3 separate regions of the Mus musculus genome follow, and regions 2 and 3 are each linked to region 1. Evidence: chromatin loops called from intact Hi-C (ENCODE). Cell type or tissue: left cerebral cortex. All regions are shown on one strand.

Region 1 (8,000 bases):
AACTGGCCCTCAACCTTCCTCCGAGGAATGGGTTCGCATCACCCCGGAGCTCTGGGTGGAGAAAAACAAACATGCCTCCATCTATCTTGGCAGAAAGCCGCAGCAGGCCAGAGGAAGCCAGAACCCTAATCCTTGCTTTACCCTCCATGATCTGGATTTTATTCCAGCAACCTCCACAGAAGTCTTCCCTGCCCCTCACGTTTTCACCTGCAGGGAGTTGGTTGGGTGCTTAGGATCCTTAGGGGTGCTGATGATTGAACCCAGGGCTCTGTGCGCATGCACGGGGCTGGCTGGCTTTACCCGTAAGCTCCACCCCCGAGTACGTGGGCTTTTGTTATTGAGCATTTCATTGCAGGGATAGTCCAGTTCCTTCAGAGACTTGTCCAATCGCCTCACACAAGAGGTGCAACAGCCGAGTTCTAAGATCCTTTCCCACTTGAGGATTCTGGAGTCCAGCTTAGGAGGGGAAGGTGGTCAGAGCAGTTCCTCTGTGGCTAAGCAGTTTCCGGGTTAGAAAACGCTAAACTAGGAAGTGTGCAGACCACCACTAGGAAGCCATCTCAGACCACCAGCCCGACCCAGGGGTCCCCCAAACCCTCACCTCCACATACGCCCAGAAGTACTGAGAGCAGGAAGAGAATTAGGAAGGGGGCTCAGGTGGCCCTGAACCCACCTCCAGCCCTATACCCAGGCCTTCTGCAGGGCAGCATGCTCCAGCTGGAGGGCTCATCTCATCCTGGCCCTCCTTGGAGCGATACGCCCTCCACAAGTGGTCACCCAACGAGGAAGTGTCCCTCCCAGGTCCCCTTCTCTACTCTTGTGGGAAGCAACTATATTCTGCCTTTCTCTGTTCCCTTTCCTGAGATACTGGGCTCCGAGATGCCTGGTCTATACAACTTGGAGCAGAAAGGACAAGTCCCCAGCCCCAACTGGCTGCAGCAGCAAGCTAGATCTCACCCTGGCTCCCTCTGCTTTCTCCAAGGCTAGACCTGCCTAGGCTCTGGGTTCCTAGGCCTGGTAAGAGAAAGCACTTCCAGCTGCCCGAGGGAGCCTATAGAGTAAATACAGGCATTTGGTATAGGAGTCTGAGAACACACCCCAGGCCTGTTGCTCTACCCTGAGGACAAAGGAGACCCAGGGTGCTAGAGGGCCTCTCCATCAAAGCTCAATTGTGAAGAATGGAGATGTTTGGATGTGAGGAACAAGTACTTTCCATGGTTTCTAGACACAGAGCAGACATGTTACCTAGGGCTCCCAGTGCAGAGCGGGGTGGGGGTGGGGGTGGGGGGGGTGTCTGATGAGGCCTCTCCAGCAAACCCACACTTTTTTAGGCCACTGCCGTTTTGCAAAGTCACTTCCTCCCAGATTCCTGCCAGGATAAGAGTAGGTCCCCACCCCCAGATGCTCATACATACCGTGTTCCAGAAGCCAGCATGCCCGACAGCCACAGTTGACCAACACGGGCAAAACCCACTAGGATGGACCCTGTGACTCAGCAATTTCTGGGCTGCAAAATGCTGAGTCAGAAGTGGAGTGCTTGCAAGTCAGAAAACCTGCTGACATTCCACCCTAAAAGAGGAAGGAGGGTGACTGCCTGTGGACCCCCCTGCCCCAACTCATGCCGGGTCGGGAATGAGTGCCCACCCGCCCCCTCCACCAAGCAGTTTTGGCTCCTCACAACCACCTCAGGTTGCCAATGTCCAAACAACCTGGGAGTTGTGTGTTCCTGTCCCAGCTAATTGTGGCCACGTGCCTGTCTCTGAAGGCAGCTTCGAGGCTAGCCTGCCTCAGGTCAGGCAAGGGTGTCAAGGAACTAACAAGCAGGGTCACAGGGAGGCCCTTGTGGCTGCCAGGAGTGGGGGCTGGTACCCTCCCTCCACTCTTTGTTGTTGTTATAAGACAGGGTTTGTCTGTGTAACCCAGGCTGTCCTGGAACTCAGAGATCCACCTGCCTCAGCCTCCCTTGAGTATCATTCCCTCCTAGCGATAAGCAGCCAGACACAGCTTGGGAGAGTGGACAGTAGCACTCAGCACTGCACGTCCAGAGGGGAGTCTCAGTCAGCGGCATCTCCTGCCAGCAGGCACTGCCATGCCTCACATGGCTCCCTCCACTGGCCTGACTCTGAACCAAGTCAGCTGACCCCAGCAAAGCTTTTCCTCCCTCCAGCATCCAGAGAGCTTATCTCAAGCCTCAGCATCCAGCCCTGGGCCAAGGCAGTGCCTTCCAAACCTGGCAGCAGCAGGGCCAATAGGAAGTGTGGAGGAGGGCAGTAGAGGGGAAAGGCTCTGTGCACAAGTAGGCTTGGGTGCTGGCTATTCCAGAAAGGTCAGGAGTCCACAGGTGCCCCCCACCCCCCAACCCATACAGGGCTCGAGAACTCCCAGCCAGAGCATCAAACCCAACCTTCATGGTGCCCCCAGTCTCTTGCTTGGCACGCCTTAGGTTTAGGAGACGTGCATGCCCTCTGATAAGGCAGAAACCCCACCTCCGGCCCTCTCTCTCTCTCAGAACGGCACTTGGTGCATTCAGAGGCCATGAGTGAATTTGTTTTGGTTTTTTGAGACAGGATTTCTCTGTGTAGCCTAGGCTATCCCAGAACCCACTCTGTAAACTAGGCTGCCCTTGAACTCAGAAATCCGTCTGCCTCTGCCTCCCGAGTGCTGGGATTAAAGGCATGCACCACTGCTGCCCAGCATAAATTAATTCTTTCGAGTTACTCCATTTTTAGATCTTTGGCCAAGGATTTTAGCCATGGAATAAATGTTGTATCTTAAAACGTTTTCCTTACACATACTTTCGCCATACATATTACTTCATGTGGCTGTCGTACTGTTGGGTTAGTTTCCTCCATAGGGCTTTTAATGCCTTTAGCATGCCAACCTGAATCCTTCTGAGTTCTAGGGATGGAAATCGGGTCGGCCAGGCTAAGGCTGAGCCATCTTGGGGGCACATCGTGTGGCTGTTGAAACCCTGGACACATTATTTATTTACCGTAAGCCTCGATTGATTTTTTTCTAACTGTAAAATGGGCACAAATAATGTTACTTCAGAGGACTACTATTAGGATTAGATGACATAAGGAGAGTAGATTTGTTTAGCCCAGCAAAAAAATATTAAATGATGATAATACGTGTAAATAATATATTTGGCCTTCACACAAGAGAGGCTAAACGGCGTGACCCAAAATTACACATTAGAGAGCACGGCTGGGCCTTCGCCACCTCCTCGTCCCTCAGGGATTAGCAGATTCCCACTGGTTCCGACCAGAGCAGATGGACACAGGTGTAAAGGGAATGTCCAGTGACACCGGGTCCACAGTACAGTCCTGGTCTCGGCAGAGGGCCTCTGGGGCTGGAAGGGGGCTGGCTGATGGGTTTCCCCACGAACCCCACTTATTATAAGAGATGCGGTAATCCCGCACAGTGTGCGTGTTGAGGGAGCGAGGGTGGCCAGGAGATGGGCGCGCAGAGGACGCTCTAGTGGACACGGGGTGGAGGGTAGATTCACAGGGTGCGGGGGACGCAACAGCCCTGGAGCCGCAGAGCTGTGCGAACCACAGGGGCGGGCTGTGGGCACCCTAGGTCCCGCCACGTTCATAAGGCGCCAGGTCCCAGAGGCCCGGGCACTGCCCAGGAACCCGGGCCTGCGCTGTCTCCAGTCTCTCTGGAGTAAACAACGCTCCCACCCCCGGGCAGCGCCACCGCAGCCGCCGCGCGCAGCCCGCCCCGATCACCCCGCGTCCCCCGGGGATACCTGCGAGACCCCCCATCGCCGCAGTCCCCGGTTGTCGGTAGACCACCGTCCAGACGAAGAAGATGGAGAAGCCGGCTACCGAGCTGAAGCCGGAGTAGGCGGCGCGGAGGCCGAGCTGCAGCCGGGACGGGGCCATGGGGCAGCGGAGGAGCAACGCCGCCGAGTCACAGGTGCAGGGCCCGAGCTGGAGCCCAAGCCCCAGCCCCAGCCCGAGCCCGAGCCAGAGCCGCTGCCGCCCGGCGCTCCGCCCCCAGCCCGCCCCCGGTGCCAACGGCACAGCGCCCTCCCCGGCCGGAGGCCGCTCCCGACACCGCCGCTTGGCAAAGGCCGGCGACCCCTGGTGGAAGGGCAGGGTCCTGGCCTCATCCCCAGAACGCCACCTATCTAGCCTTGGCTGGCCTAGAAATACCGTCTTTACCGGAGCCGGCTACAATGATCATTTAAAAATATTTTGTATATGTGAGCACACTGTAGCTGTCTTCAGACACACACCAGAAGAGGGCATCCGATCCCGTTACAGATGGTTGTGAGCCACCATGTGATTGCTGGGTTTGAACTCAGGACCTTTGGAAGAGCAGTCAGTGCTCTTATCCGCTGAGCCACCTCTCCAGCCCCAATGAGCACTTTTTAATTTTTAAAATACTTTTGAATTTTTTTTTGAGACGTGGTGTCTCCACGTAGTCTTGTCGGTCTTGGAATTCCCTATGTAGGCCAGGTTGGCTTGGAACTCATAGAGACCCTTCTGCCTCTACCTCCTGAGTTCTGGGATTAAATTTTGAATGGGAAGTTCAAACTCATTAAAAGGACAAGTTAAGGCTATAGAAACTAGCCAGCTGTGGTGGTGCATGCCTTTACACTGGTAGAGGTGGAGGCAGAGGGAAGCAGATTTCTTTGAGTTCGAGGGAAGCTAGACCCAGTCACAAAAGTCACAAACCAAAACAAACAAGGAAAACCCATAAAACTGCACATGATGGCCCACACGTGGAATCCTGGCAATTGGGAAGTGGCCGAGGCAAGAAAACAGATCTGGGGAGCTAGTTTGATTCCCCAACTTGCCCGAAATTAAATAAGTAAAATAAAACTTGAAAAAAAATCTAAAATAATATAACAACAATTAACATATTCATTCTTTTTACCAGCCAGGTGGTGGTGGTGCTCACCATTAATCCCAGCACTCACTAGGCAGAAGCAGGTGGATCTTGGTGAGTTGGAGCCTAGCCTGGTCTACAGGGGTCAGCCAGGGCTACACAGAGAATCCCGGTCTCAAAAGACCAAAATAAGGGGAAAAAAATCTTTCTATCCATATTTCGAAGCAGTGGGTTTCCTTCCCAAAAGTTATACACACAGCACAAGATTGCTCCACACGTTTGCCACCATTTTAGTTTATTAAATTAAAAAGTGATCGTTGGCCAGGCAGTGGTGCCAAATGCCTTTAATCCCCGCATTTGGGAGGCAGAGAAGGGCGGATTTCTGAGTTCGAGGCCAGCTTGGCCTACAGAGCGAGTTCCAGGACAGCCAGGGCTACACAGAGAAACCCTGTCTCGGAAATTGTAGCTGACTCTGATAAAGACGCATTTCCAGGCCCGCCTAGGATCAGCTAGGTAGATGAGAGTCTGAGGATGAGCCTAGGACCCTACCCTTCCACCAGGGGTCGCCCGCCTTTGCAAAGCCGCTGTGTGGGGAGTGGCTGGCCAAACCCACTCGCCTCTAACACTTTCTTCCTTTCCTTTCCTCAACTCTCATGCCCCAATCCCTTGCAAGCCTTGCAAGCTTGCCCCTGCCTCTGCAGTGCATCCACAGCAGAACCGCCCCGTGTCTCCACCAGCTCAGCTGTCAGTATGGACTGCTGACAGGGAAGGTCAAAGCAAAAGCCGGGCTTCTGCACTCTTCAACCCAGAGTCCTCTGGCCGGGCCACCCGGCGCACCCTTAGACCTCACAGTGTGAATAACTAGCATCCTTTCACTACAGCAACAAGTACCACAATTTTAATACATTTAGAAGCATCGAAGCTTTATAGTCCTTAGGTCAAGGATCCAAATAGAAATGTCACTGCACTGAAAGCAAGAGGACTCCCGGGCTGCCTCCCCAGGGAAGCTGTAGGGAACAGCTGTTTGCAAGTTACTCTGCTTCCCGACTGGCGGAGACTCCTCCCTCCCCCTCCTCCCTCTTTCTTCCACAAGGACCAAAGTAACCCAGGATAAACTCCCAGACTCCAGACGCTTAACTCCCTCACGCAGCCAAACTCATCAAGTAGGGCGCTCACAGCTTGTGATGCGGATATCTTGAAAGCTCTGCCTGATTCACCTTTCTAGAAGACCATCTCCATGAGCAGCAGCGGTCCCAGTTTCGGGGCCGCCAACACCTAGCAGAGTGTGAGGCATCCAAACTCCCTTAGCACACATCTGTTGAGCAGATGACTGTGACTGACTGAAGCGAGCATTAAATACCAATGAAGGGGATTTAGGCACAAGCCGTCTAAGGAGGAATGCTCAATTAATTGCCAAGCACGTGACGCAATTCACATTTATCTTCCTTTAAAAATAATCAGGGGGCGGGGCGGGGAGGGGAGCGTCTTTAAAAATATCCAAATTAATGCCAGTGCCCCTTTCGCTGTTTTCAGATTTGAATGTTTGCTGTGACTGGTTGGTTCGGGTTGTTTGGAATCCTGAGACGAGCTCTCACTGTGTAAGGGAGTCTGGCTTCTAAGATCCTCCAGCCTAGGAGGCTGGAGGATGGCTCAGGGGTTCCAGAAGTCCTGAGTTCAATTCCCAGCAACCACAGGGTGGCTCACAACTATCTGTAATCTGATCCAATGCCCTCTTCTGGTGTGTCAATGTCAGTGTGCTCATATACATAATTAATTAATTAATTAATTAATCAAAAATCCTGCAGCCTGGTCTTCAGAGCACTAGAATTACAGTGTGATCCACTGCACCTGGCTTGGGTACGTTTCTAAAACAAGGGATGATTTTTGATGTACAAATTCATTTCAGCCATCTTCTGGGTGGCGTGTGGAGAAGTGAGAGTCACCCAGAGGAACACAGCCTTGAGGTCCAGAGCCCTGCCATAGATAGCCTCAGGGCTGGCCTGGATGGACAATACCCTAGGAATTAGGAGCAGTACATAAGACAACCCTGGGAGGTGAGGCACGCACAGTGGAATGTTCTAGAAATGATAACAATATTTTTTTTTGTAGCTGGACTGTTGGATTTGAGCTAGAGTGATAGGTGAATCTTGTATATCTGTAGATAGATAGATAGATAGATAGATAGATAGATAGATAGATAGATAGATTCCAGAGGTTATGAGGTCATGAGTTCAATTCCCAGCAACCATAAAGTGGCTCACAACCAGCTATAATTAGATCCAATGCCCTCTTCCAGTGTGTCTGAAGACATACATGCACACATGCACACACAATATGTGTGTGTGCGTGTGCGTGTGCGTGTGTGTGTGCAGGGCCTTGCTGCATCTACCTCCCTCCTCACAGCCTGGAGTAACTGTGTTCTAGAAATATCACCTGACACTAACTACTATGAAGAGGGACTGCCCGGGGAAGACAAGAAGCAGGGAGAACCTGTCCTTCCCTCTTCAGTACAATGGTTACTGCAGCTACAAAATGGAGACAGCCAGCCACTGTGCCCACTTCAAAGACTTCTGAGGAGCAGTTGCTGCTTGGCTGACTTCCTGGCACACCACGAGTTCTCAGTAAAAATCCAGAAAGCGTAATTAGTAGCAGCCAAACCCTGCCCTGGCAAGAGCTGCCTCGGGCAGAGACAGAAAGGAAAGAAGAAACTGATTCTGGAAACGTTTAAATTATTTTAACCTAGAAAGTCAGGTGTTCCGTCATTCCCACGGTGGACGGAAGGGAGCGGGGCAAAGTACTGTGAGCGACCGTCCGAGCGTGTTGAGCAGTTTGTATGGAGATGGGCTTGTGCAAGAAAATAACAAGGGCTGGTTATGTAACAGCAGCCTGGGGCCCAGGCTATACAAAGGGGACAAGTCTAGGCTGAAATGTGTGTGCATATGGGAAAATGTGGGTGAAGTAAGGAGCTTTTAAAGGCCTGGAGACTCCAGTACACTCAGAGGTCTGGCTTCACAGTTTATAGACTATGTCTCCTAATAACTCAAAGCCACCCAAAATAACTTTCAGCCACAAAGAAAACAATGTACATCTGGGCTATGCAGTCCGCCCCCCCCCCCAACCCCCACCTCGGGATCACATGTGGCCTTTGAGTGGCTGAT
Region 2 (8,000 bases), 110 kb after region 1:
CCTCAGGGCCTTGCTTCTTCCCTCTTGAATATCCGCTCCTGTGTCTTCACTCCTTCGGTTCTCGCTCATGGCCAACAATTCTCTGGTTAGAGTGCCTGCCTGCCTCCCACGCCCCCACCCCCACCCCGTCCCTCACCCTGCTTCCGTTTTCTTTCTGATGAATAGGTGTGGCACTTTTGCGAATATGTGTTTTTTCTTTCTCAGAAGGGATGCAAGCTCTTGAGAGCAGGAACCCTGCCTTCTGCACTGGGCCCTAATGTGTGACGGTGCACAGCACACGAGAGTCCTCTCTCTCCAGGGTGCACGTGGAGCGCCTGAGCTGGTTCCTCACATCACCCTGGCAGCAGGATCTTGGCCGGGTTTCTCCCGTCTGCTGAGAACATGGGGACTGTGTGGACCCAGTCACTAAGCGCTCAGAACCGTTAGCTGTGCTTACCTGTTTTACTGCTGCTGATAGGGACGGCTCACTCCAGTTCAGCATGGAGAAGCCAGCAGTATCAGTGTTTCCCGGGACTGCTTAGATTGGTGTCATTGAGGGTGGAGGAGAAGGTTATACTGGCCACAAGACGGTCGGTCCGGAAAGAACAACTTCTTCTTAGATTACTCTTTAAATGTACAGACTAGCTGGACATGGTGGACAGACTTGCTTTTAATTCTAGCACTGCAGAGGGGCAGAGGCAGAGGCGGCAGGGAGATCTGGATTTGAGGCCAGACTGCTCTACAGAGCAAGTTCCAGGACAGCCAGGGCTACGCAAACAAACAAACAAACAAACAAACAAATATCCATAAGTATACAAGAATTTATGAGAAATGGTAATTACTAGTAAAAGATGGTAAAAAAAATGGTAAAAAGATGGTAAAATCAAATAATGATGGGTCAAATTAATCTTGAATTTATGTTTTGCATAGTGTCTTAAAATGAGTGACATACCATCTATTTTTTTTTCTTTTTTAGTTACAAATGTATTATTCAATCACTTAGAAAAATCAGACCTGAAGGAAGATTCTGTTGAAGAACTCAAGAAAAGATACGGCGGCTGACCTCCATGATCGGACGTTGCCGCCTCTGTGTACATTATTTTCCTTACTGAAATCAAGTGTTTGACTTTTTACAAAAGTGAAACCTTACCCGAGAGGAGTTTCCTATCTCTGGATGGCAGTTGATTCACTGTAAGTGTTCTGTGGCCTAACTAGTGAGAGATGCTTCAAATAAACTAAGTTTTTATGAGTTACATCTATAAGGGTCGATATTTCATTTTATAAATAACTAAATGCTATATTAGTTACATTCCTCAGTGTCTCAATTAACATTTTTATATTTTCATGAATTTTTATAGTTATAACACACAGCTACTTCCTGTCCACATTAATAAAGTGGTTTCTGTGGGGCGGGTAGTATTGACTAGATAGCACAGTTGTCTCTCTCCCTTCCCGTGCACCTAAACAAAGCAACCGTTTTACCAACAATGGGACCAAGACAGTGTCTTCAGCTCCTGCTGCGGGCTGTTTGTGATGCTCACAGCTGTCTAGACTTGGCACTCACTGCCCAGTCCTCACTCTGGCGTCAGACCTGGTCCAGCTTCCATGAGTGTTGGTGGTGAGTCGTGTAGCAAGCGTGTTACAGGTTGCATGCTATAACCCATGCCTACTTGCAAAACCTTTTCTCTGTGAGGTTCTGGGTTAGTGTTGACTTTGCTTTTAGAAGTTTAATGACTCTGGGGGAGTGATGGCCCTAAGCCACATGAGATCTTCTGGGTGGTGCAGAAGGGACCCATGGGAAATGCTTAGGAAAGACCCCAGAGGCAGGAACAATGAGTGCCAAAGCATTAGGACTTTGTATGCCTGGGTTCTTAGCCAGGGTTTACCACTGTGAACAAACACCACGACCAAGGCTACTCTTACACAAACATTTAATTGGGGCTGGCTTACAGGTTCAGAGGTTCAGTCTATTATCATCAAGGCAGGAACATGGCAGCATCCAGGCAGGCATGGTGCAGAAGCTGAGAGTCCGACATTATTATCTAAAGACCACTAGGCGAAGACTGGCTCCCACGTGGTTAGGAACAGGGTCTCATTGCCCATCCCCACAGTGACACACTCCCTCCAATAAGGCCACACCTCCTAATAGTGCCATTCCCTGGGCCAAGCAATTCAAACCACCACAGCAGGCCCAAGCAGTGCTCTCACGTGGGGTCTTCCCACCTGTCTTACGGTCAGCAGAAATTGGAAGGAAGCCAGGAGAAGCTGTTCTCTTAGAACTGGCTGTTTTATGTTATAGCTAAGATTTAAACTGAGCCCCTGGCCACCAGCGATCATGGTCCTAAGTACAAACATGGAGGAGACATTAGGCTCAGACAGAAAAGATTCCAAAGAACCATCAAGGCTAGGGAGGAAGCAGAGTGTAGGGAGGGGATCAGCACCTGGCAGGGAGGAGTGTGAGCCCAGGACCCACTGGAGACTTGTGGGCAGCAGGAGGATCCTTGTGTGAGCCCGGGACCCACTGGGAGACTTGTTGGGTCAGATCCAGGCCATGACAGTTTCTGTACAGTGACAAAGAGGCCAAGGTTTCTCTAGCAAATCAGGAGCCACAGACTTTGTCTCCAAGTAAGAGAATGGAAGCATATGTGGGTCGTTCGCCTAGTGTCACCTGCTAAATAAGTGAGAGCAGAGATGCTGTACGAGGTTGCCTGACACTCCACATGCCTGGTGGCCTTTGTGTACTGTAGTCTTTCCTTGAGGTGAAGAAGAAAGGTAATGCTGAGGAGGCCGACTTCTTAGGGTTGATGCTGTTCATAGAGAGATCCAGTCAGTGAGGGGACTAAGACTAAGGTACAGCAATCAGCTAGCCTCGAACTCCTGACCTTCCTGCCCCTGCCTCCCAACTGCAGGATTGTGGGTCTACACCACCTGTGCCCATCTGATTTACTTTCCATTTGTTATTGTTCATCTGTAATATGTTGGCTACGTGCCAGACTTTAAGCTGCTTGTATATCAAAAGGGTTTTTTTTTTTTTTTAAAACAAAACAAAACAAAACAAAAACATGTCAGTGGTAATATTCACCTGGTCATGACAGGAGTCCAGTTAATGTTGATAAACTGATCTGTCTAGAGTATCACCACTTGTGTGGGAGGCTAGAATTAGTGGGTTCCTTTTCTCAAGCCGGGTATTTATTGTAGGATCCTCAAGTCAATCCACTTTAGAATGATACCCAGGACTTTTAAGGAGAAATCACTTAGAAAAAGGAAGCTGTCTATAGTGGAACTCCGCTCACTTCCTTATACTGACTGTTGAATCATTTGGGGCAATAAAAAGACTTCTTTTCCACATGACTGTTTTGTGTGTTCTGTTAAGCTTTTATAAAGTTTAGACACACACAGCCTTTCCCGAGTACCTTATGGGCTTGCCCAAGGTTGGGGTGAGACAGAGCAAGGACCCGCCTGTGTCTGGGCACTCAGCCTGTCTGAAGCACTGTAGGTACTAAGCTCTTTCAGTTTATATTTGCGAGCACGCCTTCCTTCGTTTCCCCATAGCACCAGCGCTGGGAACAGGGTCATCTGAGTGTCTAATGAGCAGTTCTCGGACTCTTGTGCAGCCCTGCACTGCCTTGAGTCCATCCACCAGCCTGACTCCCCTGTGCCAGCGCCAGCCATCTGGAATACTCCGTGGATCCCTTGATACAACGATATAAAAGATGGCAGTGAAAGGCGCTGATTGCCTTGGCACCTGAAGACACAGCCTCTGCCAAGGCTGTTAGAAACAGTGTGTTCTGTGACTGTAGCCTAGATGAACCACTTCCCGAGGGACTATGACGACAAGTGTCAGGCTGTGACTGGTTTAAGCACCCCTTCTTGGATAGTGTGGATAGGCAGTGAGGCTTGCTGGAAGTTGCCTAGGGAACCCTCTGTGCCATCTCCCTTGGTGTTGCCACATCAGGTCTTATAGACGTCTCTTTGTGGCCTTTTCTTTGCCTGCTCTTGAGAGCGCAGGCTGAGCTGGTGACAGAGAAGGAGAAACAGAGAAGGGTGGTTACCATGGAGACTGGCAGTAGGCAGGGTTTGACAGTAGGCTGAGCAGCAGCCTTGGCTCTGGTTTCAAGTAGCAGCTTGATGGTTGGAAAAGCTCAGGCCTTGGGCCTTGACTTGACAGGCGAGGGTCCTGCAGGTGCCCACTGGGAACCTAACAGTATCGATACCACACTCGCTGCCTCATAGCTTGACAGCTGAAAACCACAGATGCCCATAAGCACCCCACACTAGGACTTGATGCTGCCCAGCTCATGAGCCTCATACCTGGCTCTCTAGAACAAAGTACTGACAACTGATGTTTGGGTGCGGAAGATTGGCGGTACATAAGCCTTAGAGGCCTGTGGTCATGCGACAGGTGCAGAAGCATCAGTCGTCAGAGGACTCTGTACTAGCAATATCCCCTGGGATCAAATCCCTCTGTGCCTCCCGTGTGGTGCCTCATATTGCATTGATTCTGCCCAGAAATCCCACCTGTCCATTGAGTCCCTGCTCCCTGTGGCAGAGGATGCCTGACTCATCCCAGCCATGCTCAGCGTCCAGTTCCCGAATGGCCCTCTAGATGCCTCAGACCTTGAGTAGAGGCAGGTGCCTCAGCTGTATACCCTGGCTCTCACAGGCTGTCTCCAAGAAGCAAGTACTCTCGAGTGATCACAGTGGGCACTAACAACCAAATAGCCTTTGAGGAGTGTAAGAGGCCAAGGAGGAAGAAGAGAACAAACAAAAGATGGCAGATGGGGAGAGAGCAGACTGGGAGAAGCCAGAGAAGACAATCTGCATCGCTTCTTGCCAAGAGTTCCAAAGGACACACATCCTTGAGGCTGAGACCTGTGCCACTGGCTGCCGTAGCCAAGGGTCCCTGTAGCCGATCTATAGGTACAGGGAGGGCAATGGTTCTGGTATGTAGACTTCCACGAGAGCTGCCATATTAGAGGCCATTGCTCGTTCCTATATCACTTGCCCACTCTAGTCCCTTGCAGCTGTTAAGTCTCAAGGGGGTGAGAAAGTTCTAGAAGTTCATATTTGAAGAGTTTCTTGTCTACCCATGGTTTCTCTCCAAGCAGAGCAAAAACCTTTCAGCCACTGACTGGTGAGAAGAGCTCAGTACTTGGTGTTCCGCATCCAGTGGGCTGTATGTCTGTCTGTTCAGGGTAATGCCTAGGATACAAGGGTTGGCGAGATGGCTCTGTGGGTAAAGGTACTTGCAGCCAAGTCTGATGACCTGAGTTCGATACCCAGAACCCATGGAGTGGAAGAAGAGAACTGACTCCCACAGGAGTGCCTCTGAACCTCCACAGTGCAACACACACGCACACCACACACACACACACACACACACACACACACACACACATAAAATAAAAATTAGGAAATAGACCTTTGTCTTCCTGGTCAGGTCCTCATAGTGTATCATCAGATACCGTGGTCTTTGAAGACTGCGGGAGGCTAGTGATGGTTCATTTCAACTTCCAACATGAAATCTAGAGTCATCTGGGAGATGGGCCAGCCTCTGAGCATGCCCCAGGGAGATTATCTTGGTTGCATTATTTGAGCCAGGAAGCTCCACCCACTGTCGGTTGCACCATTCCCAGCCTGGGCTCCTGGACTGCGGACATGGAGAAAGACCCATTGTCTTCTTTCTCAGATGTTTCTTCTGTCAAAGTCTTTTTTTATTAGGAAAGTAACTAGGATCCTGGGGAACTGTCGTGGGCTAGGCTGGATTGAAGACTGTCCAGAGGCCCTGATGATAGGACGTGGGCATCCTGCCATCAGCCAATCCAGGGTTGTGCCATGCAAGGCACACTATGGATGGATGCTAGGGCCTGGGGCGGGCAAGGACAGTAATCCAGGAACTGGCACTTGGCATTTTCCTCACGTGTGTGTATGTGACTGAATGTTGCAGACACTGAGGTGTGAAATGCTTTGTTTGCCATCCCATAATGTACCTTGCCAAAGTGGAATTTGGGATATTTTGAGCACCCTATAATTCTACCATCTGACATTCTTCACCCTCTGTTTGAGGAATAAAAGAACTGTACCGTTAATAAACTTGCTGGCCTGGGTCTTCAGCCCCTCAGCCCTCCTGACCCCAGCTTTTGACTCTTTCCCTTTGTTATCTCTTTATTTTCCATCCTGCCCCTCCCCCTCGGGACTTGCTCAGAGCCACAGTGTGGCTGGTCCAGGTTCCTGGGCATGGAGAAGTTCTCACACATTTTGGTGAGCGAGGCCGCATTCAGGTTGTAGGGTGTGCTGGCTGCTTTTATGTCAGCTCGACACAGCCCAGAGTCATCAGAGAGGAGGGAGCCTCAGCTGAGAAAATGGCTCCATGGGATCCAGCTGTAGGGCATTTTCTCAATTGGTGATCAATGGGAGAGGGCCCAGTCCACTGTAGCTGGGGAAACCCCTGGGCTGAGGGGTCCTGGGTTCTATCAGAAAGCAGGCTGAGCAAGCCATGAGGAGCAAGCCAGTAAGCAGCACCCTCCATGGCCTCTGCATCAGTCCCTGCCTCCAGGTTCCTGCCCTGTGTGAGCTTGTGTCCTGGCTTCCCTTGATGATGGCCAACTATGAGAACGTGTGAGCGGAATAAACTCTTTCCTCCCCTGCTCCCTTTAGAAGCCCTAACTAAGACAAGCTAATACCAGCATAGTGGGGTTTTGCTGCGGCAGACCTGCTTTTGGAAGGACTGTAGAAGTCTCCTTTGGGAGGGGGTTTTATGATCCTGTTCTGGATTTTAGGGTCCGTCTCTGGAGCTGATGGTCTTATCACCTAATTTCTGGGACTTACAGTTTGTTCCTGGAGCTGGTGCCTTACGGCCTTTTTTTTTTTTTTTCAAAATCAGGCCTGGTCTTTAAATGTAGAGGCTTTAAGTGCATGGATTGAATGCTTATATCCACCTCAGATCTGTACATTAAAACCCCAGAGCCTCAGTGTGTAGCATTTGGAGATGGAGCCTCTGGGAGATGGATGATCTGTCACAAGGCTAGATTGATGAGACTAGTGCTCTTAGGACAGGAGAAGAGGAGAGGAGAGGAGAGGAGAGGGGAGGGGAGGGGAGGGGAGGGGAGGGGAGAGGAGGAGAGGGGAGAAGAGGGGAGGGGAGAGGAGGGGAGAGGAGAGGAGAGGAGAGAGGAGAGGAGAGGAGAGGAGAGGAGAGGAGAGGGGAGGAGGGGAGAGGAGGGAAGAGGAGAGGAGAGGAGAGGAGAGGAGGGGAGAGGGGAGGAGGGGAGGGGAGGGGAGAGGAGAGGAGAGGGGAGAGGAGGGGAGGGGAGAGGAGAGAGGAGAGTGGAGGGGAGGAGGGGAGAGGAGAGGAGAGGAGAGGAGGGGAGAGGAGAGGAGGGGAGAGGAGAGGAGGGGAGAGGAGGGGAGAGGGGAGGGGAGGGGAGGGGAGGGGAGGGGAGGGCAGGGGGAGGGGAGGGGAGGGGAGGAGAGGAGAGGAGAGGAGAGGGCTTCCTCTTCCTCTCTTGAGCTTACCCTCTCCCTCTACACTGCGGGAATGCAGCAAGATGGTTGCCTGCAGTCAGAGGGACCTGCATCAGGCATGGGGTCACAGCATCTGGGACCAGAGGAGAGGGACCCTGTAGTCTCCCCTCCCCCAGCCTGAAACCTGCTTGCTCGGGGGTGGAGCTTCCTGCTCAATCTTTCTGCCACGCCCACCGCTGGAACCTGCCGCTTTGCTACTGGACCCCGAGATTATTTGGCGGGAATTGGGCCCCCTTCCCCTGCTTCATAACTGCGTGCAGAACAGTAAAATTGAGCTTTGATCAGAATGCCTGTCTAAGCTGCATTTCTTTCTCTCGCCGCCTAGCCCCTCTTCTCTTCCAGGTTTCCAAAATGCCTTTCCAGGCTAGAACCCAGGTTGTGATCTACTGGCCAGACACAACAGGACCCTCACCAGGCACCAGATTGGAGCATTAGTGACCAATAGGACCTTCACCAGGCACGGGGTCACAGCATCTATGACCAGAGGGACCTTCACC
Region 3 (8,000 bases), 170 kb before region 1:
CTGGATTGTGTGTCTTTTCTAAGGGCTAGCTAGAATTTACAATTCATTCACAGGAAGACTAGCCTAGAATAAATACCGAGGGTTGGGGTTTTCTTCAAAGGCTGGGAGCACAAAGCCTGTGGTCAGGAAGAGGCAGGGGTTGGGGTGGTGGGCCAAGAACGGGAGCCTGGAACATCACCAGTGGAACCCCGAGGCTCTCTGACTGTCTGCTCCTGAAGATGTGGCTTGGACGGAGAGACCACACACCTGGGCCAATGCTCGCTCGCACCGGAAGCCAGGTGTGTAGCAGACCCTTAGCGAGTCCTTGCACAACTCCCCAGCCTGGAGGCTGGCCAGCGTGGCCTGCGGGATCATTCCTGAGTCTTCTGAGAGGCTTAATTGGCTAGTACATTCCAGAGGAGACAGCGTTCATCTCTCACTGGTGTCTGGCTTCCAGCTTTGTCTCAATAGCCCAGTTATTAGCAGTGGGGTTATGGTAGACGTGAGCTCACTGGGGCTCTCTGGGTGGCCAGGGCAGAGTGGGGGGCCACCCGAGCATCTCCACACTTCCATCCTCCTCAGTTTCTCCACAGCCATCGTGGGTGCTAGCCCCACGGACTGGGGATGGTGAGGTCCAGAGAGTAATCCTCATCCTAGAGAGCCTAGAGGTCAGGGAGGACCCTGCTCATCACAGAGTACCCCCCACTCCTTATGTGGATGCTGTGGAATTCTAAGCCCCTAACAGTCCCCTGCCCTGATGGGGACTAAGGACCCACACTTAGAAATGCGCTTCAGGGTACTTCATTCTGCCCCTGTTGTTTATCCACAGATGAGAAATGTATGTAAGACCAGATGACACTCAGCAAGTATAACACACAGGGACCGCTGCTTCCTGGTTGCTGGCCATTACAGAAAGCTCTGCCTGCTCGCACATGCTCAGAGAGCAGAGCCTTAGCCCCACGCTGGAGCCGCTGGAGCTTCAGCTGAAGGGGCACAAAATCCTTTTGCAGTTGTTTGAATTGTCAGTTTCTCAAGTGCACCTGAGATCTCACAGCCCTCAGCTCTGGTGTCCCCAAAGTGAAGGCCATAGGGCAGTTCTTTAAGGGAAGGGAAGGAGGGGACTATAGAAGGGGGGGGGTAGAGGAGAGGGAGAAAGGAGGTAGGGGAAAGGGAGGGAGGGTGAGGGAGACAAGAAAGAGGGGGGGAGGGAGGGGCCGCAGGGAGGGAGAAAGGAGAGGAGAGGGAGGAGAGGAGGGGGGGGGAAGGGAAGGGGGAAGGGGAAGAGACAGAGGGAGCAAGGAGGAGGGGGAGGAGAGGAGAGGGAAGGGCCAAGGAAGGGAGGGAGAGAGAGAGAGAGAGAGAATGAGAGAATCTTCTACACTTAGGAACTCTGCAGCCATAGAACCCAGGGCAGGAAACAGCTGCTCTGCCTGTTTTCCCTGGGGAGGTAAACAAGACACAGGGCAGCCATGGCCCCAGCTGGCAGGGACAGAGTCCCACCAAGGAACAGACAACACTTTCCAGGCCCCTTCACCCACCGAAGCCAAGCACCCAATCAGTCTGCCAAACCAGGTTCCTCAGCCCCTTGAGTGAATGGGCAGAGCTGAGTACAGGGCTGGGAAGGAGGCAGCCTTCCAGCCTGGCATGGTGGCACAGCCCTACCTAGCTCAGGGGTGTGCCCTGTGTGGCCTAGCTGCAGGTGGGCGCTATGGATTCCTCCACATCCTCAGGGACCCAGAAGAAATCCTATTTAACTAAAAGTCCAATTCAGAGCCATCCCCCAAGTGGCTAGCCTGGGCTTTAAACTCCTTGACTATTTAAGGCCAACTCTCCCTTCCCAAGGTTCCCCAAATTCTGGGACATGCTCTTTAGAGCCCAGGAGGCAGGCCAAGGAAGGACTTCTCTTGTTTTTACCATGGTACACTGAACTTTCAGCATCCCACAGGTCTCTCTACTCAGAGCCCAATCTCCCCGGCAGGCGGAGCTGATACTGGGCCCGGTGAGCACCTGATGTCTGGTGTGGTACAGTCACTCCCCTGGGAAGCCCTGCCCACTTCCCACAGTGATGCTGAGGCTGCAACCTTCACTGTGGCACGTGATGCCCAGCCTGTCCACGCCTCATCTATGTTCCCCATGCTTTGCTTGGGCTCCCTGGCAGCATCCATGAGCACCGAATACCATCCGTCCCTGTAATCTGCTAAAAAAGAAACATTCGTGGAAAACATTTTAAGGGATTGGATTCAAGAAATTAAACTCTACCTCACACTAATCAAAGAAATCCAAAGGGCTGGCTTATTTCCTGGGAAGAGGAGACAGAACCTCACGCAAGACCCAAGCTGTAACATCTTACGATTTTCTAGCTAGTTGACCAAGGGGACAGCTAGCAGATCTACAAATGTGAACTATACCCAGGGCAAGGGAGGTGCCGCCACTATGTGGGGCTTGGCAGAGGGGCCAGGGCTTAGCTTTAGGACCTTTCATTGCTGGCAATGAGGACCAAACTCTCTAAGGAGAATTGTGAGCAAACTAATCACGTGACTTTAAAGGCTGTCCCTTCCTCTCCTTCTAGATGATAGTCAGGATTCCCCGGTGTGCAGGGCTTCACAGCTGGCACTCTGGGGTAAGGTGTGGAAAAAAAAAAAGGCTGCCTGCATTGGTGAATTTTGGGGACTGTGCCTGAGGGCCAGAGGCAGGCTCCCTGGATTTCACCTCTCCAGAGAGGGAAAAAAAGCCAGGCATTTGGCTAGCTAATTTTACTAGTAAGTATTTCCTATCCCAGAATTCCTTTTCTCACTGTCAGGGGCAAACACAGTACTAGAAGCCCATCTGAGAGTCACCCAAAATGTACAGTGAACCCTTAATGTGTTGACTTCTGTCCAGGATAGTGAACTTCCAGGCTCAGTCAGCAAAGCTCTTGCCGACCCCCCCCCCCCCAACTCCGACCACCTTTTCCTGAGAGCAGCCAGGCAAACTGGATACACTCTGAGAAAGTGGACAGAGGAGGAGGAGGAGGCAGTGGCAAACCCAGGAGTGTGACGAGGCGTGCAGAAGCTCGAGCAGTAACTAGAGATGAAGGGCAGTGACGCACTGTGGGAGGGTTTTGTAAAGGAGAGTCCCTGTCTCATCCTCAGGTGTCCTCCACCGCTTCGTTCCACAGTGTGCGGTGGCTATCGGCTCCTTTGCATCCTCTGCCTAGGCCCTGGACAAGTGTCAGAGCCTTCTTGGCTGGATAATCTCTGACGTGACTAACTGTGCTAATTTAGTGGGCATTATGGGTCAGGCGCTGAGACAGGCGCTCCAACATGTCATCTTGTTCCATCTTCCCTGGGTGGCCTCTCCCCATCTAACAGACATGTGCGCCTGGTTCCCAGAGTGATGGGGCCACTCCGGCACACACGATTGTCATATAAGGACCACAGCATCTCCAGCATGTTTTCAGTCCCTTCCCCTTTGTCCAGTGGGTCTGGTGGTCTAGTCTTGTGTCCTTTTGTAACAAGGAAGTCTCATCACCTCCTCCTTCTCCATATGAGGCGGGGCCTTTGGTGGCCCCTCCCACCCCCAGTGTGAATCCAAATCCTACAGAGCCTGAGGTGGTTTCCTCCCACTCTGTCCTCTTCCCACTCACCACATGCTCCAACCACACAGCTTCCTGAACATGCCTGGGGCCAAATATTCTCTCCTCCAGGTCACCCTACCTCACCTCAACTGCCTAATTTCCCTATAGACCCCACACCCCAATGTTCTTTACACAGCTGTCAAAGCACAGCCCCTGTGGTTGACCAAATGTACCCCCTGCCCTCTTCCACACACATGCATGCTCACAATCTGCACATGCGCACACAGAGAGCACACACAGAAACACTCCCACTGTGCTCACACCAGGCACTGCCCAGTTAAGTGTTGCTGTTGTGACGTCGGGTCTGTCTGTGTTGGACCCTGTCCCTCTAGCTCCCGTGTCACTTGGTTAGCCAGCCAGGCTGTGTGTCCTGTTGGACTGGAAACTCTTTGAGGTCAGAGATGATTCCCAGAAGAGCCTGCCAGAGAATAGGACTGGGTAAGTCAGCGCTCATTGAGAGAGAGAGAGAGAGAGAGAGAGAGAGAGAACCTTGGAACACGGACAGTGACACACTTAAACACGGTGTCCCCATCACATGTCATGTTCCTGGGACCCACTGAACAGTAATTGAATGAAAGGTAGCCAAATCGAGAAGAGACGGGACTGAGGGCAGAGGGCAGTCCTGGAAGATTGATTGGACTCAAGACTGCCGCGCAAAGGAGCATACGCCATTCCTTGTTTCATCCACCAGAGGGCGCAGGAGGCTAGCAGACAGCGCCTCGTCTCAAGATGCAGACTGAGTACCCCTCCTCAGAAGGGTTTGGGGAAGCGGCACAGTGAGGGCGAGGAAGCCCACACAACACAGACTTTCCTGCAGCAGCGGGCCAGGGGCTGGCCTGATCTGTTCTGGCACAGTGGGGCAGGAAGGGATTTTGGTGCCTCTGGCAAAGTCACCTTGCAATAGGTAGATTCTTGAAGCCAGAGGCTACCGCTGAGATCTAGTCAGTCCAGGACTGGGAAAGGGCTTGAATTCCTTTACCCATGAGGTCATGAGCCATGGAGAGGTTATTTGCACAAAGCTTGGTAGGAGCCCACACACACACCTTGAGCTAGTTAAGGCCAACCCTGCCTGGGAGCCCTGACTCTCATTCTGAGCCTTGTGTTCGGCCCTGGGACCCAGTGGGGCACAGCACAATCCTTGCCCCCCAGGCAACAGACAGAACTCTGCCAGTGTTAGAATTGCAGGTTCAAGAGCTTGGAGACCCAAACATGAGTGCTGGCCCAGAAAACCCCAGCAGCTGCCAGGCCCTCACTGTCCTTAACCCTTTCCATGCCTCAGTAGGCTCTTGGGGAGCCCTGCTGAAATCATAAAGTAAGTTAACCCACAGAAGCCTTTTAGGGCCGTGCCTGTCATTCGGTGGACATTAAATAAAGGTCAATTATTTTTACTCTGCCAAGTCTTGGCCAACAGGTCCTTAGAAGCTTTCGTCTAAAGGTACCACATGGAGCTAACAGGTTAGTGTCTTGACATTTCTGCCATCGTTTTGGTGTTCGTCTTGGACATCCATTTAGCAGGGCGTTTGTGGCTAGCTCTCAGGTGTGCAAAAGGACACTGTTCATCCCGTGCTCCCGGAGCGTTTGGATCTGAAAGGGTTTGTGTCCAGAGGTGCTAGGGACCTCAGAAAGGTCACAGAGAAAGAAGAGGAAGGCAGAGAGGGAAAGTTTCTAACCCCCTGGCCCAGGATACCCTCCCAAGTCCTGAGGCTTAGAGCTGTGTGGCTAGTCTGCTGGCCCAACCATCCTAAACGAGACAAGTTGAGGCTGTAGGAGATGAAAAGAGCCCAGGACACCAGAGGTAGGGTTAAATGCCAGGGCTGTACTGCCATGGCTGGGTACCACCTGCCTGAGCATCTTTCTCAGATGAGTATCACGTATGGGTTCCGCACAGCTGGGAGGATTTCTCATGCTGGATGCCAGACATCGGATGATAGCCCTATGGGTTCCGTCTCTGCTTCATCTCTCTAAATCTGCCTGTGAGCAGAGGGTCAAAAGGCTCACTGTGTTTCCAGATGTGGCTGTTGTTTTCTCTACAAAATTCTAGGGAATGCTGCTGACCCTCTCCCAGGAACCATCTCACTCTGAAATCTCAGGCTGTTTATCCAGGAGGCTCTCAGTCTGTGCAGGGGTTGGGGTCAGGATTGGAGATAGCAAAACCTAAGGATGTTCCTGTCCCTTATGTGAAACGGTGTGGCCACTGCAAATAGCCCACGCAGATCCCGCGTGCATGTAACTATCTCTATATTATATGGTATATAATATATAATGAAATATAAGTGATTGTTCTACTGTATTGTTTGGGAAATAATAACAAGAACTTTGTTTCAAATGTGATCGGTCCTCACAAGGTTTTGCTCCTGTGTTGTGCATTGGTGTCCATGCACATGGGTGGGTGTGTTCGTGAATGACGGAGGGAGAAGTTGGTGTCTTTCTCCATCATTCTCCCAGGTCATCTTTAGAGATAGAGTCTCCATTGAACTTGTAGCTCACTGATTGGCTGGGCTGGCTGGCCAGTGAGCTCCAAGGGTTTGCCTGTCTCTGCCACACTAGGGGTTAAAATGAACCATTATGTTTAGAAGTGCCTAGGCCAGGGTCTCCTGGGCATGCCATCGTTAAAGGGTCTGCAACTCAGCCTAACTTTCTTGTTAAGCTCATTATTTTTTTATTCAGGTGGCTTGTCCTCCTTGGTCTGATCACAGGGCCTGGTACTGGATGGCATCTTTACTGGCTAATTGTGGAAGTAGGGATGGTTCTCTTGTCCTCTGCCCTGGCCTGGGTGCTTCCTGCACAGCCCTACAGGACGCCTGTCTCCAAGGCAGAGGCTGGTCCTCCCACAGACAGCCGAAGCCCATATGTAACTTTCCTTGGCAGCTCCCACGTTCCAGACTAACTTTAGGGTTTGTTTCCAGCTGCGGTTAGGTTTTTCTGTTTGAGAAATATTTTAAGCAGCTGGTGGGGAAGGGATGGAGAGGTGGGGAGGGAAAATAAATGAGCGTGTGAAAGGAAGATTGTCTGCATGGCTTGAGCTGCCCCTGCCCACAGCTCGGTCTCTGGTGGCAAAGGGAAGGGACGCTGGTGGCTTCAACGGCCGGGAGAAAGACTCTGTGCCCTCGGCAAGCACTTTGTAGGAATGCTTTCACCAAGGGCTTGAATCTTGAGTGTGTGAGAAATTAACACACAGGAGAAAGGTAGATGAGACTGAGGTTAGACACCAGGAAGAACTTCCGACTGTCAGAATAGAGTCCTCAAACCACGGGTATTTTACCCAAGACACTGTCTTTCTTTAGAACCCAACTTCCTTCTCTACCTGCATTCTGTAAAGGTCCAGACAGCCCCCTCTCCAGCCCTGCTCCTCATGCACCTTATAACATAAGACTTCCCCTTCTTCCCCATCCTCCTGCCCTCAGGCCCATCTGCTTCCTCTTCCCTCTTTACCCTGCTCTCCACTGCAGCCCTGAACTCTGGGGTTGTCTGAGGAGACCTCAGTCACTTCTCAGAGGCAGACTTCCTGAGCAGCCAAGGACCTGGATCAGAAGCCTTGGCCACTCTACAGGAAGAGGGTAGGCCCACTGCCCTTTGATGGCTCGGATGGATGGCAGAGACAGAGCCCCACAGAAAACCCAGGACGGGAGAGAAATTAAATCAGAGTTAAACAGAAGCCGAGTCAGAGAGAAACCGAGGGAAAGTCAGCCGTGGAGGAGGGAGTGGACAGTCACCAAGCAGGCCCTGGCTGGCCCACATGGACATTCCTGTGGCCTCTGATGGCAGGGTGGGCTCAGCCCTGAGGGCTCCCTGGTGCCAGTGTGGGGCCCCCAGCATGGGGGCTTGGGCCGGGGTGGTAGGAGGGCCTGCCCTCCACAACTTGGTTCTTCGAGCGGTGCCTCCACTTGGCCGGGGAGAGCCTGTTGGCCAGGGTGTAGCCTTTATGCAGGCCTAGCTTAGAAGCTGTGAGAAGCTGTGAATGGTGAGAGCTCCTCACAGTCTAGGGGAACCTAGTAAGAGAAGGCTGGCTCTAGGAGGAGGCAGAGAATCTCTGTCTGAGGACCCCTGGCAAGCAAGAGGGGAGGCTCATGCAGCCAGAAGTGCTGGTGCTGAGGACAGGGAGAGGGGCCACAGCACTGGAGAGTCTGGGGCGGTGGCGAGTGTGTGTGTGTGTGTGTGTGTGTGTGTGTGTGTGTGTGTGTGTGCGTGACAAAGAGGCTGCCCAGGTCAGACAGTGGGCTGCAGGGCAACCTAAGCTTAGCAAGTCAGGTTTGCAGTGCAAGAGGGCTTGCTCTGCCAGCAGCTTGTCCTGGGGACTAGCTGTGGGGAAATTTGAGGGTGATTTGAGGGGATTAGCAGCCTTCCTTGGCTTCTCCTAAGCGATCTACGGCCTCAGGCTCTGCTGCATTGCTGGGTAAGCCCCGCC

The links. A loop is a pair of places that touch in the nucleus more often than their neighbours do. Peaks named below come from ENCODE experiments on the same cell type or tissue, not always from the same donor. Only the 100,000 strongest peaks of a DNase experiment are listed, where the experiment ranks them.
Region 2: a loop joins it to region 1, with 3 times the contacts of the local background. A loop is called at or near these places in 10 of 42 quality-filtered maps.
Region 3: it touches region 1 in a loop (4-fold over the local background); 16 of 42 quality-filtered maps call a loop at or near these places.

Annotation. Positions count from the first base shown.
Region 1 is chr15:97,780,371-97,788,370 of GRCm38, reverse strand. Slc48a1 (solute carrier family 48 (heme transporter), member 1) reads right to left here and starts at 4,006. Exons shown (of 3, transcript NM_026353.4): 1 at 3,755-4,006. The coding sequence starts at 3,890. In left cerebral cortex, CTCF peaks have their summits at 2,127 (motif pointing left), 4,101 (motif pointing left) and 5,397 (motif pointing right); DNase peaks (open chromatin) are centred at 4,108, 5,452, 5,892, 7,523 and 5 more places; H3K4me3 peaks cover 3,354 bases; H3K27ac peaks cover 5,793 bases.
Region 2 is chr15:97,668,335-97,676,334 of GRCm38, reverse strand. Rpap3 (RNA polymerase II associated protein 3) reads left to right here. Exons shown (of 17, transcript NM_028003.2): 17 at 956-1,230. The coding sequence ends at 1,041. Among named protein-coding and RNA genes, the nearest start is that of Rpap3, 33 kb to the left of the region's middle. In left cerebral cortex, no CTCF peak of the experiment used is centred here; DNase peaks (open chromatin) are centred at 3,756 and 3,994; H3K27ac peaks cover 1,196 bases.
Region 3 is chr15:97,948,910-97,956,909 of GRCm38, reverse strand. No RefSeq gene overlaps it. Among named protein-coding and RNA genes, the nearest start is that of Tmem106c, 11 kb to the left of the region's middle. In left cerebral cortex, a CTCF peak has its summit at 4,279 (motif pointing right); DNase peaks (open chromatin) are centred at 4,286, 6,471 and 7,169.